Regions from separate parts of the Homo sapiens genome. Here all the other regions are linked to region 3. The links are chromatin contacts, found by Hi-C or POLR2A ChIA-PET in ENCODE. All regions are on one chromosome and are shown on one strand. Each heading gives the region's core, a stretch centred on a gene start or an enhancer-like site at or near the end of the contact. The rest is flanking DNA. Distances are from core to core; before and after follow the strand shown.

The links. A loop is a pair of places that touch in the nucleus more often than their neighbours do. ChIA-PET counts read pairs that join two places held with the same protein, here RNA polymerase II (POLR2A). Pooled maps may share reads with other maps.
Region 1: a loop to region 3 is called in a pooled map, with 3 times the contacts of the local background. The contact joins the promoter of HNF1B here to the promoter of SOCS7 in region 3. A Hi-C loop is called at or near these places in 1 of 50 pooled maps. POLR2A ChIA-PET finds 5 or more read pairs at or near these places in 2 of 52 experiments (HepG2 and activated CD4-positive, alpha-beta T cell).
Region 2: a pooled map shows a loop between it and region 3 (20-fold over the local background). The contact joins the promoter of LASP1 here to the promoter of SOCS7 in region 3. A Hi-C loop is called at or near these places in 2 of 37 single-sample maps with no recorded cell type and 7 of 50 pooled maps.

The regions. Positions count from the first base shown.
Region 1 is chr17:37,743,364-37,747,225 of GRCh38, reverse strand. HNF1B (HNF1 homeobox B) reads left to right here and starts at 2,167. Exons shown (of 9, transcript NM_000458.4): 1 at 2,167-2,685. The coding sequence starts at 2,342.
Region 2 is chr17:38,867,454-38,871,505 of GRCh38, reverse strand. It overlaps LASP1 (LIM and SH3 protein 1), which reads right to left and starts at 1,448. Exons shown (of 7, transcript NM_006148.4): 1 at 1,248-1,448. The coding sequence starts at 1,316. It overlaps TRC-GCA4-1 (tRNA-Cys (anticodon GCA) 4-1), which reads left to right and starts at 2,143; the gene lies at 2,143-2,214. TRC-GCA2-2 (tRNA-Cys (anticodon GCA) 2-2) reads right to left here and starts at 3,861; the gene lies at 3,790-3,861. RefSeq lists enhancers at 1-186, 1,199-1,348, 2,839-3,018, 2,594-3,194, 3,195-3,797, silencers at 789-888, 1,409-1,718, 3,139-3,238 and a cis regulatory region at 3,456-4,052.
Region 3 is chr17:38,349,833-38,353,674 of GRCh38, reverse strand. It overlaps SOCS7 (suppressor of cytokine signaling 7), which reads right to left and starts at 1,831. Exons shown (of 10, transcript NM_014598.4): 1 at 643-1,831. The coding sequence starts at 1,622. It overlaps LOC124903991 (a long non-coding RNA gene), which reads left to right and starts at 2,679. Exons shown (of 2, transcript XR_007065738.1): 1 at 2,679-2,757; 2 at 2,950-3,216.

The DNA.
Region 1 (3,862 bases), core at 918-3,417, 610 kb after region 3:
TGGGTAGGCAGAGAATGTTCTTCCATTGGGCAGAATTATGAGAAGCAAAGATTTGCACCTATTACAACAAACTAGAGGGAAAGAAGGTGAAATGAAAAGCCAACATTTTCATGAAGTTATGACTCCCTGTGGCACCCTGAGGAGTAATGGGTGTCTGGAGGCTGAAGGATGGAGAGGTTCCTGAATTTGGGATTTGCTTGTCTCCGGGAAAGAGGGACTGAGATCAGTGTAAACTTTCCTCAGGCTACACGCACACAACCATCCCGCTTCCTTCTGGCTCTCAGCACAAGTGGCCCAGGCACCTGTAGCAGACCCTGTATTTAAGAGGCATCCTAGCTCCTTAACAGCCTGACTTGATAAATTACACCATCAGCCCTTGCACACCTAGGAGATTAGATCCTGCCCCTAGGCAGATGAGAGCTGCTAGACTCTTCCTCCTCCTGCTGAAATTCCTCTCTATCCCTAACCTAACCTTACTTCCTCCTAGATATCTTTCAAGGGTGGGAGAGGAAGGAAAATGTGCTTAGAAACTCCTTTGCAATTTTTCTGCTGATTCTGAAACCCTAGTCCCCCAATCCCTCCAACCCCAGCACTGTATCACCAATTCTGAATACCCTAAGTTTCCAGAGTAACTCAGTTTTACTACTGGGAACTGGCTTCCCGTCTTCTCAGACCAGAAAGTGTTGAACTTTATTATTAGACCAAGCGGTTGCACAAGTGGCCTCAGTCAATATACACAACCCCCAAAAAAAGGTTATCAGTGGTATCCTCTTTTTGCAGATGAGGAAACTGAGGCTCCCAGAAGGGAAGCGTTATGCTCCTCCCCAGAAGCTTTAGGTCTGTGTGTGGTGGAAGCAAAGAAGCCCCTTTCCCTGTTCTTCTACAGGTCAGGTCCTAGCTTGCCGGTTTGGGCGCGCTTCCGCCGCCCTCCCCTCCTGCCCGTCACCAGGGGGGAAGCAGGTGAAACTCCAATAGTGCTGCAAGGCCTATGGCTTCCTACCTGGCCCAGGCCAGAGTGGGAAAAAAAACATCTTTCCCTCAGTAGCTCTGTCGACACCTTCTGTACTAGGAGTGCAAGACTTCTGCCACTGCTGCAGTGACCTCGTCTACAGAGCTCGTCCCCGGCCCAGGGAACCACAGATGTTCTGGAACTACGAATAAACCAGAAATGAGTGGGCCGGGGGGACCCTCGGCTGCAAGTGTCCACCCAGCTGCAGGTCAAGCTTTGCTTTCACTGCCTCACCATCCTAGTGCCTCACCATCCTAGTGCCTCACCATCCTAGTGCCTCACCATTCTGCCTCACCATCCTCCCCCAAGGCGGAGGCGCCTTGACATCCGGGTTTAAACAGGAGAGTGAGGAGCCCCAGGGGTCCAGCTCCCCAGTGGCGTGGCCAGGCTGGGCGCCGGTGCAGCCCAGCTGCTGGGGGAGCTTCACTTTGGCTACTCCCTCTACCCATAAAGTAGTCTCTTTCCAAGAGTTCTCCCGGACTCCTTCACCCTCGCCTACGCTCTCTGGCGGGCAGTTCTGCAAACCCAAACCGCCAGACCAGGCCAGGGAGGTTCTGGGGCCTGGAGGTAGTAACCGAGGTAGAAATAAATGGAGTCCCTCCAGGGCATGCTCACCACACCTAACGCTGCCTCACCTCCCCCGTGGCCTCGGCGCCCCTTCCTAAGTGGTCAGTTTCTCTTCCGCCCTGCGGGCTCTCCTGGCCCACCACCTGCGTCGGCCGGGACGCATCCAGGGTCTCTACTCTTCGCTTCCTCCTGCGTCCCCTTCTTCCACGAGCACCCCAGCTTCCTCTGGCTCTCACCTGAACCCCGAAGCGTAGTGTCTTCTCTCTGGACTAAAGCGGAACTGAGAACCGGTGGAAAAGCCCCGCGCCTAGGCTGCAAGGCACTGGCTTAACAAGTCCAAAGGTTAGGTGAAGTTTGGCTGATAAGCAGAACCAGTAAAAGAAGGTCTCTAGCCCCCCAGCGTGAGTACAATGGACCCTGGCAAAGCCCCGCTCCCGGCCCAGGTCTTCTGCTCTCCAGGTCTGCCCCTCCGGCTCTCCCTCTCTCCGGGTTTCCCCCTCCCCACCATCATTTGCATCCAGCCGAAAGCTGGGCCCTTCCCACTAATTTGCATATCTTATATGGCCTAATGGTGGCGATCATGGCAAGTTAGAAGTTTTCTGACTCCTTTCGGAGGAGCCTCCGGGACCCCGGGGAGTAACAGGTGTCTGGAGGCTGAAGGGTGGAGGGGTTCCTGGATTTGGGGTTTGCTTGTGAAACTCCCCTCCACCCTCCTCTCTCGCACCCACCCACCCCCTCACCCCCTTCTTTTTCCGTCCTTGGAAAATGGTGTCCAAGCTCACGTCGCTCCAGCAAGAACTCCTGAGCGCCCTGCTGAGCTCCGGGGTCACCAAGGAGGTGCTGGTTCAGGCCTTGGAGGAGTTGCTGCCATCCCCGAACTTCGGGGTGAAGCTGGAGACGCTGCCCCTGTCCCCTGGCAGCGGGGCCGAGCCCGACACCAAGCCGGTCTTCCATACTCTCACCAACGGCCACGCCAAGGGCCGCTTGTCCGGCGACGAGGGCTCCGAGGACGGCGACGACTATGACACACCTCCCATCCTCAAGGAGCTGCAGGCGCTCAACACCGAGGAGGCGGCGGAGCAGCGGGCGGAGGTGGACCGGATGCTCAGGTAGGCGCAGAGCGAGGTGGAGGGGACCCACCCGAACCCCTGGAGCCCCGGCCCCGGGCCTGAGTGACACTGCGCCCGACCACACTCGCCAAGCCCGTTTCCCACCAGAGAAGTCCCCCGGGGGGCGCTCTGCTTCTCTCCCAACACCCGGACCCTTCCCAATCCCTTAGCGGGACGACCCTGCGGCCCACCGGGCTTCTTCTCCCCAGGCCCAGGCCAGCGTCCGAGACCCAAGGGCTTTTCCCCGCGGGGCTGGGGCTGGGCCGGGGAGAACTGGAGCTGTGGAGCCCTTTGCCGGGAGGTTTGCCCACGCGACTGAAGGTGCGAGTGGGTGCAGTGAAACCGCTGCGACTTCCCGGGAGCAGAGCCTCGCGCCGCTGCAAGCCCCAGGCCGCGCATTTTTCCTGCGCCCTGCCTCGGGTCTGGAAAGCCGCATGTCGGCCTCGGACACATTGACCTGCATGATGACCTGCAGTTCTTTGCCGAAGGACAGGCGGCATCCGGAGCCGGGATCTGGGAGGCGAGTTCCCTGGTGGGCACTCTTGTTAGCCGCGCCCATGCAAGGCCCGGAATTATCCGGGATCCCCAACGCGGGTTTAGATTTGCAAAGGGCATGTTCCATGCAGGGTCCGGGTGGACACGCGCGGGGCCAAAGAAACCAAGCGCGGTGGTGTGGGGGCGAACGCGTCTCAGACCTCAGTTCGCAGAGGATCTGGTCTCAGTCTGAGAAAGGAGGGCGTTTCCAGACCTCGCTGCCCACCCCCGGCCTCTCCCCGGGAGTTCAGGCCGGCTGGCAGTGTATCCCCAGGGCCGGGATCGTTTGTGGGTCCTCCCCGACCGCCCTAGACTTTGACAGCTGGTTACTAATTATCTAAGGAGCCGAGCGGTTCCCTGAGACAGCACGTCGCTCCCGGGCCACTCCGCTTTAGGACAGAGCCCATCGCGTGGCTTCGGACACTGAAGCGCTGCGATTTCGGGGCTGAGCCTTGGCCGCACGTCCGCAGCGGCGGTTTGGGGTGGGATATGACCTTGCATTTGAATTTGTGCTCCGAGGGCCTGGCGGTTTGCCCTCTAGCCAAAACAATCAGGGGAACTTGTAGATTTTTTTTCCCCAAACACACTTTGGTATAATTCATAGGTTTGAGGTTCTTCCCTCGTCGCTCTCCCGCCCGGAGGT
Region 2 (4,052 bases), core at 199-2,698, 520 kb before region 3:
TTGCACCTCTCTTCCATCCAGTCCTCCCAGCCCTCCCAGTTCAGATGGAAAGGACAGAATACTTGGACTTGGAGCCAGCTTTGGGTGGTGGATGAAAGACGCGGTGAGGAAGGGCACAAAATCACAGAGGCCTCCCCTCCAGACTGGGGAGGGGATGCAGAGGGGCAGGTTTTACCTTAGGATCTTACGGAGCTTACAAGAGAACAGGATCCTACCCTAAACTGTACGGGAAACACCCAGTTCTACTCTCCAACCCCCCTCCAAAAGTCTAATGGCAACCAGATGAACAAGTCCAGCATTGGGGAGACAGGGCCCCCAGGGGACACTGAATCTCCACAAGGCCACCCTCCCCTCCCCCCAATACCTCCCCCTTTCCTCGGCTTCCCCAGAACTCAGCCAACCCCACCCTCCATTGGAGAAACCTGCTTTGAAAAGTTAGCTCTTTGTTCTTCCACACGGTCTCCTGGCTCTGAGCACAATTTCAGGAGATCTCAGCTAAGCACCCTCCACCCACCCTACTCTGCCACCCAACCCCACCCGGCTCAGGCTGGACGGCCCAGCACCGGGAGTTGGCTTTTAATTGGAGGTGGGGGTTGGGAAGCTGTGGAGGAGGTCTGCGAGTCCTTTAACGACTGAATCCAAGGGGGTGCAGGTCGTTCAAAAACGGGGCTCTTGCGGCAGAGCCCGGGTCCTTACCCAAAACCCCCCGCATCAGATGCCACACACTCGCAGGCTGATAGCCCCCGCCCCGCCAGGCCAGGAAGCCAGGCCACCCCCGCCGGAGCGGACGGTTTTGCAGGGCCCCCCAGCCTCTGCCCCGCCCCCCCGCCCCCTCCACCAGCGCCCCGCGCTTCCGCCTACTTGGCGCTCGGCGCAGAGCGGAGAGGGAGCGGCCGTCTCTTCTCACTCTCCAGGCCGTAGGGGGCGGGACTGCACCCCTAACCTTCCCCCAACACACCCCGGCGCCTGACTTCCCTGCTCCTCTCCCGTCCTCCCAACCCCGGGACACAGAGCCCACCCCTCTCCAGCAGCGGCTGCCCGCTACGCGTGGACTTCCCGCCTCGCCCCAGATCTCCTGGTTTTCAGACTGGGATGTGTCCCCACACCCCATGACACCGCCCGCTCGCCCTCCCTCCATTCTCCTGGGATCGCGGGGATAAGGCGGCAAAGACCCGGCCCTTCTCTCCTCCCTGGATTCGGAGCACTGCGGGGGATTGCAAAGACGCGTCTCCCGGTCCCGGGCTCACCTTATCCAGACAGTTCACCTTCTCCGTGGGATACACGATCTTGCCGCACCGGGCGCAGTTGGGGTTCATGGTTCCGAGAAAAGCTGGGGCGGGGACGCCTGAGCTCACGCGCGTCCTGTTCCCCGAGGCGAGCTGGCGGGAGGCGGCCGCGGCTGCAACTACACAGGCAGCAGCGACGGCGGCTGGAGCTGGGGAACTGGCCTCCGCCTCCGCCCTCCTTCCCCTAATAAACACAGCGGGGAGGAGGGGCTGCACTGGGGCGGGCACGCGCCTCGGGCGCGGGCAAGGGCACGCGCAGCGAGGCGCGCTCTCCGGGCGACGTGGGGCTGCGCGGGGGCGGGTTCCTGGGGGGACGGCGGGGCCCGCGGTGCTGGCGCCTCAGCGCTCTCAGGCTGACTGCGCCCGGTGCCCAGGGCCCTTCCCCAGCCGGAGGCGGCGCAGAGGCGAGCAGGCTGCACATCTGGGGCGCCCGGGCTGCGGGAGGCGGGCTAACCCCTCAAGCCCGTCGAGGGTGGGGTTGGATCCTCCTGAACGCTGGAACTGATTCACCGCATTCGGGGACTTTCTACCCGGCATGAATCTGCGGACCGAACGGGGACCCCCTACCCTGCCCCTCTTAGCTCTCTTCCGGCCCACACCCTTTCCCACATTTGTGGGGCGGAACCCGTCCCTCCCTCTTGGACCCTGCGCGCTGCCGGGCCCGGGCTAGTGCTTCCCTCTCGAGCCCCTGCAGTGCACCTTCCCGGGGTTCCCCGGATGCGGGCACCGTCTGCGTTCAGCTTGACCCCTTTTTCTCCAGCATTCCTTTCTCCTTCTGTTACACCACTACTCACAGTGTAGCAGCTGCAACAATGCTTAGCACCCAAGGAGCCGCCTCCAGGCGCTGTAGAGGCGCGGGGGTATAGCTCAGTGGTAGAGCATTTGACTGCAGATCAAGAGGTCCCTGGTTCAAATCCGGGTGCCCCCTCAATGGCTTGGTTTTTCCTTCCCCTTGTTAACCATCTGTTTTTCATTCTTGACTCACATTTTAACATTGGGTCCTGACTAAAAAAAAAAAAAAAAAGAAAAGAAAAAGTATCTTCCTCATTTTTCAACCTTAGCAGAAATCTTTCGGTTTTACTTTGTGCTCAGCGGGAGGAGGGGGTGGGTATAAAAGCTGCGCGACCGCATTACTCGCGCCAGAGGTGTAGGGATTTCTGCGGCCACGGGCGCCAGCCTCAGATGGGTCAGACAGTTCGAGGTGCCGGGTTTGAGGGACAGGATGTTTCCAATGGGGGTAGGGAGACAGGGGAACGCCTCAACTTGGCGTTCCTTTTGGGGGTGGAGGGTGGGTCAGGCGAGGGAAACCCATAGACACAGCCCTTCTCCAACTTCAACTTTCTGTATTAATGGTGACATGGACGTGCTGTGTTCATCCTTGACTATTAATGTACAAAAGTAAAGTTATAACCCAGTGCAAACTGAGATAAACGAACACAGTGTTTCTCAAATTTGAACGTGCATCAGAATTACCTGCAGGGCTTGTTAAAACACTGCTAGTTTCTGATTCTGTAAGGGGGCCCCGAGAATTTGCATTTCTACCAAGTTTCCAGGTGCCTCTGGTGCTGCTGGTGTGGGGACCACATTTTAAGAACCACTGAAGTAAGAATAAAAGGCCATGGAGTTTCATAACCTAAAGATGGGGACAAGTATCTGCTGGCTGCGTGCCTGACAGGGTCACTGTTGGGCCGGAGGAAAATGGTAAGTGTGACGGGAGACAAGGGCGTCCCCCTCGACTAGGTTTTGCCCAAAAAAAGGAAAAATAAAGGAGAAAGGAAGAGGCGTGCTGCCTGGGTCAAAGGGCAGCTGCGATATTTTAAACCCGGAATGTGGTTGTGTCATTCCTCGGACCCCGGGGAAACGCGCATTTTTTTCTCCTGGCTCCTATTACTGTGAGCTGTATCTCTAGGCTGAACAGAGAGATCACAGATCAGCAGAGCTGCGGTTCCGTGCAAAACCCAGGAGGAACCAGTTTTACCTCTCCTTTAGGCCTTGAACTTTCCATGTATAGCTTATCAAGCCAAAGCCCTGCCTATGAGCTGAGTCAAGAAGGAAGAGGGGAAAATTGCTCGCTGTCTACCTTCTATCTGTGTGCCCTGTCCTGTTCGAGTTCGCGAGTATATGAAAACCTCTGAATTTGGATTACTTCTCCTAGTTTTCATAGTCAAGTACGAACTACTGCCCCGTCCAAGACATATTTTTTACCCCAAAACAAATTATAATTAACGTTAAACCAATGGGCATCGGAGATGGAAATCGATACGCGCCTTTGTTCTCCAACTGAGAGTACTGGTGCGCTTATCGCCACTTGGGGTATGAGGGCTCAGATCCACCTAAAGGCAGCCTCTGGTTGCTGTTCTCTCCCTCTAGGGTACGGGAATCCTTTCAAGGTGAAAATTAGGTAGGTGGAAGATACAAACGACACCTCCCGTGAGTTTTGCATTCAGAACTCGCTGACTCAGGTTATTCCTGGATGGCTGTGAAAAAAACTTAAAGAAACCCGAGGGGGCACCCGGATTTGAACCGGGGACCTCTTGATCTGCAGTCAAATGCTCTACCACTGAGCTATACCCCCTCTGGCGGTGGCTCTCTGGTAAATTGTTTTTACATCGATTGATCCCAAAATTTTCATACTTTCACCATTCGTTCAAAATTAGTGTCTCTTTGCTAGATTATACTGAAATTACCAATGAGGAAGGAGAAATTAAAAGACTAGGCCAAGATAGGCCGGGCACAGTGGCTCACGCCTGTAATCCCCAGCACTTT
Region 3 (3,842 bases), core at 582-3,081:
TCCTCGGCCTCCCAAAGTGCTGGGATTACAGGTGTGAGCCACTGTGCCCGGTCTGCTATTTTCTATTCTCAGAGACAGTGGTCAGCACCCAAGTTTGATATGCCAAGTTCATCTAAGGGAACAACCAGGAAAACAGTAAAACTTTGAATAGAGGTGTCCAATTGATTGCTGGCCTACAATTGCATTTGAAGATTCTCCTGTCATTTGCATGCATGAGTGTGAAGGGAGGTGCGGTGCTGGTACACAGAATAAGCAAGGCGGTCAAGGTGCAACACCAGCTTTTTGCCCCAAAGGCCAAACACTTCCAGCAATCTCCCTTCCAGGGACAATGGCACACAGCCGCCTTGGAAAAACTTAAAAAGCCATGCCAGGATGGGGATGGGAGGATGGTCTGAAACCATCTTCCAACAAGACAGATGCAAACCAGCTGAGAAGTGTCACGGAGTGTGCACTCTTTAAGAGTGAAAGCTGTTTCCACAATTAGCGCTGACCTTATGCGAGATGTTACCACCTTTGGTCCCAAGTCTCTGCCTCCTCCTGAAGACCCTATCTTAAGAACTGTCAGGATCGCGATAGCAATAGATAAAAAGGGAAACCAAACAAGAAAAGGAAGTTTGTCGGCCAGCCCCCGGCCGGTCTCACCTCCCCGCGTCCAGCTCCCGGCCCGCAGAGCCTCCCATGTCTGTCAGGCTCGCAGCTGAAGCAGCCAGCTCTCCAGAAGGCCTCTTGCCGGTCCCATCCCCACCGCCGGAGCCACCGTTGCAGCTCTTGGTGCGAAAGAGGCGACTGAGGCGGATTTTGAAGGAGCCCTTCCGAGAAGGACCCGCGAGTGGCCGGAGGGGCCCGGGAGGAGGCGGGGGCGGGGGAGGTTGCTGCTGCTGCTGCTGCTGCTGCTCCCCTCTACTCAGGCGCCCCAGAGGGACCAAGTCCTGCAGCGGGAAGGGCACCGGAGGTAATTCAGGGCCTGGGGGCTGCAGCAGAAGCCGGCCGCCCCCTCCTCCTCCGCGACCCGGGCTGCTGAGCTCCTCTTCCGAGCAGCTGTTAGTCTCCAGGCTCTCGGCCTCCGATTCCAAGCCCTCCAGGACCAGCAGCGCGTCGCTCGTTTCCGTGGGGTCCTCCCCGGCCTGCGGGGCGGCAGCAGGCGGCTGGGGCTGCGGAGGGGGCGGCTGAGGAGGACACGGACACGGGCAGCAACCCCCACCGACTGTCTTGACCCCCGGCCCCGCCGGCTGCCCGAGCCCCAGAGCCGCCAACTGCGCCTCTAGTCCAGCCGCCGGGCCCCAGGTCCGCTCGAGCGCCAAGCCCGGCGGCAGGGCCTTGGGGTCCAGGGCACAGCGGTGCCGGGGACACAGCAGTTCCGAGGGTCCCGGCTCCGGGGCCGCCTCCACGTCCTCCTCCTCCGGCGGCCGACCCACGTTGCGGAACACCATCAGCTGCGGCGGCCGGGAGCCCCGCGGGCCGGGCCGCGCGAGGAAGGGTGGCGGCGGGGGGCCATGGCCCGGGGGCGGTGGCGGAGGGCCTGGCTCGGGGGCCGCCTCTCCATAGCCAAGGAGGCGGCTCAGGACGCGGTACGAAGCGGCCGCCGCCGCCGCCTCGCCATCCCGGAGCTCGGCCTCCTGCATCGGGGAGAGGGAGGGAGGGCGGGCGGCTGGGAGCCGGGCTGGGGTGGGGACTAGGCCGGGCCCCGCCGGAGCCCCGCCCGCCGCGGCCCCCGGAGCGACAGCGCTAACGGCCGCCGCGGCCTCTGCCTCATAGAGGGGGGCGGGGGGCGCGCGGAGCCCAGCGCGAGCCCAGGCCGCGCTCCGCCACCGCCGAGCACCGCCCCCAAGCCGACGTCACTTCCGGAAGGGCTTAGCCACGCCACTTTCCCCAGGGCGTGCTCGCGCTGGCCTCCACGGCGAGTGACGCCGCGCGCGCCCCCGGCCCCTATTGGCGGTGAGCTGTCTGTTGGCTGGCGTTGGTCTCTTTTCCCGGTCCTTGCTTTTCACTTCCTGGGCGCCCAGGCCCAGGCCATCCCATTCGGTAGAGTGGAGAGGCCTTGGAAACCATGGTCTGGTCCTGGGAGCGCGCCGCTGGCCTTGGGAGCACATATGGTTCTGCCATCTACGCCGCTTGCGATGTGTGACCTTGGCTGAGTCATTTCATCATTAATCTGTATCTCCGTCCGCCTGGCACCCAGTGAATGTTTGTGGAATCAGTACATGAATCGTGTTCTAGACCCAGTGCTGTACTGATAAATGTGTAACAACCAGCTCTCTGGGGGGAGAACGGGAATGTATGCACATATATAGGTACAAAAATTTGTCGTTAAGTTTTACTGACATAAAGGATGTGTAGTTCACAATTTACAATTAATAGTAAATTGGCAAATTCCATATAACTCTTTCTCACAGAATGCTTTCATTGATTTTTGCCAAACTCTTATATGGGTAGCCAAACTGTGATTGCAGTTGACCTAGGAGTGTAATTGTAAAGGTGAATGTTGGTTGATAAAACTGAAAAAGACAAAACTTAATTGGATTGTCAATGATGGGAGCAACTTCTTTGCTGAGTCAGAAAACGGTTTCAAATACTGGAAGAATATTTACTCAATTTTTGTGCTATTCATAATGTAACGGCTACAGACAACACATTAAGTTTTTGCTGTTGTTGAGATGGAATCTTTCTCTATTGCCCAGGCTGGAGTGCAATGGCGCTATCTTGGCTCACTGCAACCTCTGCCTCCCGGGTTCAAGCAATTCTCCTGCCTCGCTCCAGGTAATTTTTTGTATTCTTAGTAGAGACAGGGTTTCACCATGTTGGCCAGGCCAGTTTTGAACTCCTGACCTCAGGTGATCCACCCGCCTTGGCCTCCCAAAATGCTGGGATTACAGGCGTGAGCCACCGCGCCCACGCCCGGCCTTCTTATCTTTACACAGGGATAAGGATTGCAATTTTGCTTGCTTGCAGGCATGTTGTGAGGATCAAATAAGATCAAGCTTTTTGTGTGGAGGAGGTGAGACTGGAGGCAGGGAGCCCATTGAAATAGTCCCAGTGGGAGATATTGAGAGATGCAAGGGAAAAGGAGGAAGGATCAGCTGCAGAACTCAGTGACTTCTAATACCTGAGGGTGCATTGAGGGGAAGAGGGTGGAGGGTTGAGTCCTGCAACCAGAGGGACCTTTTCAGAATGGAAATGTGTTCATAGCCTGTGATTAAAATTGTTCATGGCTTCCCATTGTTCTTAGGCTAATGTGTGATCTTGTGATCTGACCCCTGTGTGATCTAACCCCTGCCTCTCTAGCCACATCCCCTGCTAAGCTCCACCTTGTTCTCTGTTCCCTGCATTCCCATCAACCTTGCGGCAGGCTCCCATACATGTGGGCAAGAAAAGCTATTCCCTTTTCTTGCAAGACTTTTCTCTTTTTGCTTAGTAAACTCCTACTCATCCTTCAGATTGAACTCACTCCTCACTACCTTAGGGAAATCTCCCTGCCTGGGCCCTTCCTCCTCCCCAGGCTCTGAGATCATTCCTTTGTTGCACTTACTTGCGCAGGTGTAATTTGCAATCTGTCTGTGGGGTCAGTTGATTAAAAGCTGTCCTCCCTACAAAACTGTAAATTCTATGAGGGCAGAAGCCATGTTTGCTTTTTGCCCCTTGGGGACTCTCCAGTGCCAAGGACAGTGCCTGGAATTGTTGTTCAACCTTAAGCCCTGTAAGAGTCTCCTGAGACAAATTCTGCACAACAGAATTAATTATCTTTCCTCACACATAAAGAGACAAAGTAAACCTCAGTGAGTTATTTAGCTAAAGTCACTCAATTCAAAAGGATGCAGTGAAAATCAAAACCAGCTCTGACTCCA